2 separate regions of the Homo sapiens genome follow, and region 1 is linked to region 2. A link is a contact called in ENCODE Hi-C data. All regions are on one chromosome and are shown on one strand. The core of a region is the stretch at or near the end of the contact, and the rest is flanking DNA. Distances in the headings are between cores, read along the strand shown. Region 1 holds the start of PROM2 (prominin 2). Region 2 holds the start of ZNF892 (zinc finger protein 892).

Region 1 (3,479 bases), core at 475-2,974, 67 kb before region 2:
GCCACAGCCCGCCCTACCCGGGCCCTGGGCAGCGCCTTACAGCAGCAAGAGGGTGGTCAGCAGCAGGAAGACCATGAGGGCCGCGCGCTCACAGGCCAGCGCCTTGTGCTCTGTCTTCACTCGTCCCCCGCAGCGCCGGTGGCAGCGGCAGCAGCAGAAGCAAAGCCCGGCAGTGGGCACCAGCAGCAGGTAGAGGCCCGCGATCACAGCGCATACCACGTAGCCCGCCTCGTACCGCACCACCTGGGCAGGCAGCAGGGCATGAGGGGTGACCCGACCCCCACTGCCCAGCCCTGGCTTCTGCCTGAGTCCAGAGGGAAACCAGAAGGGGCGGGAGTGCCGTCAGGGGCATGGCCTGCATCTCATGGAACCCGTCCCAGAGGTGACCGCATTCTTACTGCTCATCACCATCTTACACAGGAGGAAGCTGAAGTTCAGGAAGTTCCAGCTCCCTGCAAACCTCACTGCCAGTAAATGGCAGAGCTGTGGTTTGCACCCAGGTCTACGGACTGCAGCGCCCACAGAGGAGGGGAGAGGATGCCTGAGCCCCTGCCTAGTGGACACCCAGCGAGGTGGGCTAAGGGGAGCCAAGGCTTTTCTGCTCCCACCCTGCTGCTCACCCCAGAACTCCCTCCCCCAGCACCTTTCCCCAGCTTGCTCACCTCATTCACCTTCACGGAGGCCAGCTCATTCAGTAGGGCCTTTACCAACTCTATGGGAAAGAGCCAAGCTGAGGATTTGGGGACAGCCACTGCCCTGCCCCTGTGTCCCTCCTCTCCCCACTGCCAGGGCAAAGTGGCTCTGAGGCAGGGCTCCTGCCACCACCATGGCACCCTCGCAGAAGGCTGCATCACCGCAGCCCTGTGCCATCCTGCCCTGACCTCAGCACTGCTACAGGAGGGCGAGCAGAGAGGAGGCTGCAGACCTCTCCTCCTGGACCCTACAGGTCAGTCCTGAGCCTGGGCAAAGGCAGAGAAGGGGTCTGGCCTGGCAGTTCTTCCCCTCAAGCAGCAAGGGACAGGACTGGGAGGGTCCTTCAGACACTCCTGGACCACCCAACCCAAGCACCGATAGACTAAGAGGATGTCTGAGTCAGGTCTAATGTATTTCCAATGTAACCTCCTCACTTTACAGACAGAGCACCTGAGGCTCAGAGAGGAAGTGAGGCTTACCCACAGTCACACAGCAGGTTCTGGAGCCCTCCCCAGATCCTCCGCCTTCTACCCCAGGAAGATGGCAAGTGCCTGCTTGTAGGTTGGGCACATCCCATGGTAGAGTGGGACAGAGGAAGCCGGGCTGGGGACCCAAATGCTGAGGCCCTCATGGGGGAGGGGCACACTCACCTGAAGGGAAAGGATTGAGCTGCACCACCGAGAGGAAGCGGCGCACGGTGCCATAGAGGGAGTCCAGGAGTCCTGGCGCACGAACTCGAGGGGCCAGCCACCGGGCCCTGGCTGCTGGGGTGAATGTCAGGTGCTCTGCCGGGCCAAGGAACTTGCAGTCTGTGGCCCCTGCAGCCAGCTGACTCAGGGCCAGCCCCAGGCCCAGGCCCAGCAGGGGAGCCAGCAGAGCCAGTGTGTGCTTCATGGGGTCAGGAAGGTAAGGGGCTCAGGCTCAGGAGGGAACAGACAAGCCCAGGGCAGGCCATACATCCTTCTCCAGCCTCTGTCCCTCTCTCCACAGCTCTCAAAACCTGCCCGACAGGTTTGGGTTCCTGAGCTACCTGGCCTCCCGCCTCCCTGCCTGCCTTGGAGCATAGGAAGGGCAGGGGTGGAGGCACAGGGTAGGGGGCAGGGCCAGGCTGGGACCGCCCTTGGTGGCCTCGGGTGGAAGCCTGGGCTCCCCACCACCTAGATCCTTGCAGGCAACGGCTGCCACCAGCTGGGTCCGAAAGGCACCTCAGCAGCTTGGGATCACCTAGAATGGCCCCATTTCAAATATTCTGTTCCATGCCCAGCCCCAGCAGCCCAGTCTAGGAGCTGGGAAAACAGCTGCTTGGTGAAGCCCTGGTCAAAATGGTCATAAAACCAGAGACACAGGGCCAGGACCCAGGCTTGCTCTCCCTGCTTCATCTGGAACCTGCTCTGTCCCTGCAGGTCATGCCCGGTGCCCACTGCCAGGCCAATCCTGAACAGAGGCCCACCCTGACACGCACAGGCCTTTGGGAGGGCAAATCCCAGAGGTATGCCCTTTGGCCTGGCCATACCTCATCCAGTCAGCAGTTGAAAGAACTGATAGGATATGACCAGAAACGTGTCTGCACAGGTCTCTGTTTTGTGAACAGCTGTATGCCCAATGCCCAGAAAGTCGCCTGTAGCTGAGCAGGTCATGGGGAAATTCACTGAAGGGCTGGAGGATATCAGAAACAGTCCTGAAAGCCACCACTGAGGAACCAGCAAAATGAGCCTCTTACATCACACACTGGGCAGTTGCTAAAGAACATGCCGTGGAAATGTCTCTTGTGACTGAAAAATATTCACATGCACTCATAAGTGCAAATAGCAGATTACAGACTAGCACACGCAGTGAAGGTGTAAAACGGTGATCATTTCCGCCAATAGCAGATTACAGACCAGCACACGCAGCGAAGGTGTAAAATGGTGATCATTTCCTCAAACAGAAGATTACTCCGTCTCTACTAAAAATACAAAAAAAAAAATGAGCCGGGCGTGGTGGCGAGCGCCTGTAGTCCCAGCTACTGGGGAGGCTGAGGCAGGAGAATGGCATGAACCCGGGAGGCGGAGCTTGCAGTGAGCTGAGATCGTGCCACTGCACTCCAGCCTGGGTGACAGAGCGAGAATCTGTCTCAAAAAAAAAAAAAGAAGATTACAGATCAGTACACACAGTGAAGGTGTAAAACAGCAATCATTTTGCAGTGGAGTTGCCGGCAATTTTTCATTCTCCTTTGCTCACGTGTACTTCCTCATTTCTGTGCACTAAACGCGTGTTACTCGTATTTAAATAAGTAATCAAAGTTTGTGAGATTCCATGGCAGCTCCCTGCCCCTGACTGGGAGCCTTGGAGAGAAGGGCTGGCTCCATGGCTCCCAGGACCCCCAAGCTCAGCCCAGGGCAGTAGTTCAGGATGGTCTGCAGGGTGGGTGAGAGGCTCAGGGATGTCCTGCTGTCCCTGGTAGGGTTATCAGGCAATTAGGGCCTTACGTGTGAATCAGGGCTGGGCCCACAGTAGAGCTCTTACCCTCCCCATTGCTGCCTCTGTGACTTTCTCAGAGCCAGGGGATGAGAGAACACAATGGTAGAAGGCATAGTCCAGTTACAGTGGGGTGAGACAGGAAGTGGGGCTTCATCAAAGGGTGATTCAGAGATGAGGATCAGGGATGCAGTGAAGAATAGTCTAGGGGTGTCCTGGCACCCTAGGTCTGGTGGGAGCTGGCCATGGACCCCAGGGAGGGTCCAGGGCCAGCTCCTCCTGTAGGGGTCCAACCCCAGGGTGTGCAGAGAGGCCCCTAGCCACACTGC
Region 2 (3,449 bases), core at 416-2,915:
TTCAAAGTACAGATTTATCCCACACTTCTCCCAAACAGATGATAAAAAAAAACTCTTTCAGAGACTTTCATGACTTGTCTGGACCAATGATTTCTATGTTTAAAAAATACCTATTTCTTCGTGTTTAACTATTTTATTTATGTATTTCTCACTGCCTTAGTAAACTCCACGATGCAGGAGCAAGTGGCTTTTACTTCTTTGCATCTCACCAAGGCCAATTACAGTACTCAATGTGTGTGCAGCAAACACTCAGTGGGCAGAGAGAAAGCAACGCTGGGAAGAAAGTTCTGCACAACTGAAGAACACTTCCTTTGGGGTCATCAGTCATCAGTTTATCAGGATGAACCCAGTGGTCTAAGCATCAGGGCTGAGCAATTCCATAAGCACTGGAAGGAAAGACATCCTTGCTCTGAGAACAGAAGGAAAAGAAAGAAGAAATCTAAACTTACTTGGGACCCAGGGGTCAGCAGCACAGCAGTCACGTCATTTTCTTTTGGGTTTCCAGCATGGAGAAGGTCTGAGTCCTCAAAAAGTGATCCTAAAAGTGGAGACAGGAGCCATGATGATTACTCTGTCCTTGCAATAAACTAGCAGGAAGTGCCACACACCAGCTAGTTGTCATCTAAGAAGAGTCAACACTGGGAACCAAACGAAAATCGCATAATATCTTTTAATCAAGACACCTTGACCATTGCTGTCTCAGGCTCCTCCTATTCTCTGTCCTTAAACTCCAGTAGAACTCCTATGAGCATCTGGACATATAAATTAAACATATTTTTATATTGCATGTGCTAAGTAGTCAAAATAATACTCAAAGTCTTTGTATGTCCACGCCTCAGTGATTCATCTGTGTTGTATTCCAGGCTCACAGGATAAACGAAGACTAAATTCTTTTTGAACACTGACTTTTCAGATATTAATACAACACCGCCTGACTCAGAAAAGTGATGCGTCTTATGGAAAAACCACCACCACCACCAAAAACAAAACAGGATTGTAAACAAATTCCGTGACTTCTCAAATCCCTGCTTTCCCTACCTTCCAAAAGGGTCGGATAGTTCCTTCCTACTGCCTTATGGGGCTCCTCTGAGATCAAAAAAGAAGTCATTATCAAAAGCCAAATTGTCAGATGTGTTGATATTTTCCCTTGAGCAAGGGAGGCATCCAGCGCCCTACAGACCAGGAGGGCAATGGAAGTGGCGGGCTATCCCTCAAAACCCCAAGTGAGACCGGCTAGTAGGAAGGGGCTCGTGACGCTACTCCTTCCTGAGCCTGCGCCAGCCAGAGGTAGCCTTTCTCCCTTTCTCCCTCTGCAGCGGGCACCAAGGCCGCATCACTCCCAAATCCTCACCTCTGCCCTCAGGTTCCATGGAGACTCCTTCCTCCGGCCCGCGCTGGAGGCAACCGCGACAGGGGAAGGAGCCGGAGGTCCGCCGCTCGGGTCCCCCAAGAGGCCGGGAACGCACGCGTGGGCAGCCTGGCGCCCCCACCCGGGGGTCCTCCCGCCACCCTCCTCCCGGACACTCAGATTAAAAGGGGATGCGTTCAGCCCTCCTCTACCCTGGGTTCGACCTCCAGCCACACACTGAGGAAGCCGAGCCCGACGACAAAGGCATCTAACAGCCGGCGGGGACGCCTAGCGCCGGCCAACCATGAGGCCGAACTACCACTCCCAGAATCCTCCGCGGGGCGCGGCTGACGGCCCTCACTCCCAACACCGCTTCCCAGAGGACCCTGCGGCCACCTGCTCCCGGGGCTGCGTTTCTTGCCGCGGCACGCTCCTGACCGACCTGGAGGAGCGCTGACCAGCTGGCTGAACCCTGCCAGCGACTCTGGAAGGGCCGCTCCTCCCTCGGTGCCGACTCTGGGCGGTGGCCGCGCCAAACCCCGCCCGGCGTGGGACTTTTCGCATCTCCGCTACTGTGAGGGCGGAAGGCGGCGCCCTTGACCTACGCAGGATCCTTCCCGGGCTGCGGTGCTCCATCGGAGGGGAGGCGCCCGGCGGTGTCCTCGCTGCTGCGCCTCCATGCATCGGCCCTTCGTGGCCAACACAGAGGTGATCTCAGTTTACTTTAACCAGGGATGTTTGTACCATATTGCACCTCGGAATAAAGAAAAATGGAATTTCAATCCCGAAATCACTTCAACCCCAAAAACGGCCACGTCTCCAAGAAGAACCAGTAAACTAGTCTTGCTGCCCCAAGGAGGCTGGAGCCTGGAGGTCTTGCTGAAATCCCTAACCTTGTTTTTACTCTAACTCGTTACTTTGAATTTTATCCTGCTTGTCTCTTTAATCACCTAGCCTTGCTTCTCATGTAAATAAGACTCTCTCTAGCTGGGAAAGCCGGACAAACTCCAGTTGACCCCTTAATTTACAAGACACTAAGGGCTCCTTACCCAACCCCCTTCCGCAAGGAGTTGACCTGTGTAAGCAGATCCTCAGCATTTCAAAGGAGCCCAATTAATTGATAAGGTATTAGCACCAACAATGTATGAAGTTCCCAGGATTTTTCTCAAAGAGAAAACATAAAGCCTTGAGTTCGTGTCCGGCATACCCCGTATATCTAATTATAATGAAAGATTTAAAGCCTTGCACCTGGTACCGTTGCTCTTCTTGTAACCGTTTGTCTTTTAAATTGTTTATCACTTTGTAACCATTTGTTTTTTGATTTTGGCATGTTTTTACTTCTGTAGAATTATTGCATTTGAGTTCCCCTCCCCTTCCTAAACCTAGATATAAAAGTTAATCAACTCCCTTCCTCGGGGCCGAAAGAATTTTGAGCTTTAGCCGTCTCTTTGGCCGCCGGCTTAATAAAGGACTCTTAATTCGTGTCAAAGTATGGCGTTTTTCTCCAACTCGCCTGGGTACAACATTGCAGACTCCCCAGGAGCTCTAGGGGTGGGCGGGTCTTCAGGCTAGTGCGTGTTTTCACTTACCTTCCCACAATAAAGTGTCAGGTTTCTGTCCAGTTCAGATTCCCAAGAGAAAATTTAATTAGCTATGTCCTTGTGGATACAAGCCACAATGTCCAATTGACCTTTCTCCAGCAGAATCTCCAATTTTTAGATAGGCTCAAGGCTTCCCAAGGCTTCTCATTATTCCTGCCCTTTGCCCTCCCCAGCACCCACAGCCCCTTGCTGACTGGAACGTAGGAAATCATCATGGGCTGTGTGAACTAGGTTAAGACCCTAGGGATGGTAAACCAACAAGATAGAAGGAACGGAGCCCCGGGTAATTTGTTGGAACAGAGCTTGGGCTTTAGCATGAGAGAGATGCAAACTTCTATTTTGTATAAGCCAGTATTATTTTGGGTTTCTTCTGCACAGATAACCACACTTAACCTCTAACTGGTCCGTAGATTGGCTGCATTTGGTCCAGGCAGCTAGGGCTGGTGGGGATAAAGGACTTGTGGTAGAGACACAACCCTGCCACCTCAAATGACAGCCAA

The links. A loop is a pair of places that touch in the nucleus more often than their neighbours do. Pooled maps may share reads with other maps.
Region 1: a map of Calu3 shows a loop between it and region 2 (9-fold over the local background). The contact joins the promoter of PROM2 here to the promoter of ZNF892 in region 2. A Hi-C loop is called at or near these places in 1 of 168 maps with a recorded cell type or tissue (Calu3) and 2 of 50 pooled maps.

Annotation. Positions count from the first base shown.
Region 1 is chr2:95,272,694-95,276,172 of GRCh38, reverse strand. PROM2 (prominin 2) reads right to left here and starts at 1,724. Exons shown (of 24, transcript NM_001165978.3): 1 at 1,344-1,724; 2 at 663-712; 3 at 41-243. The coding sequence starts at 1,587.
Region 2 is chr2:95,205,737-95,209,185 of GRCh38, reverse strand. It overlaps ZNF892 (zinc finger protein 892), which reads right to left and starts at 1,665. Exons shown (of 5, transcript NM_001395961.1): 1 at 1,352-1,665; 2 at 450-538. The coding sequence starts at 1,370. RefSeq lists a silencer at 1,336-1,565 and enhancers at 1,606-1,855, 2,016-2,145.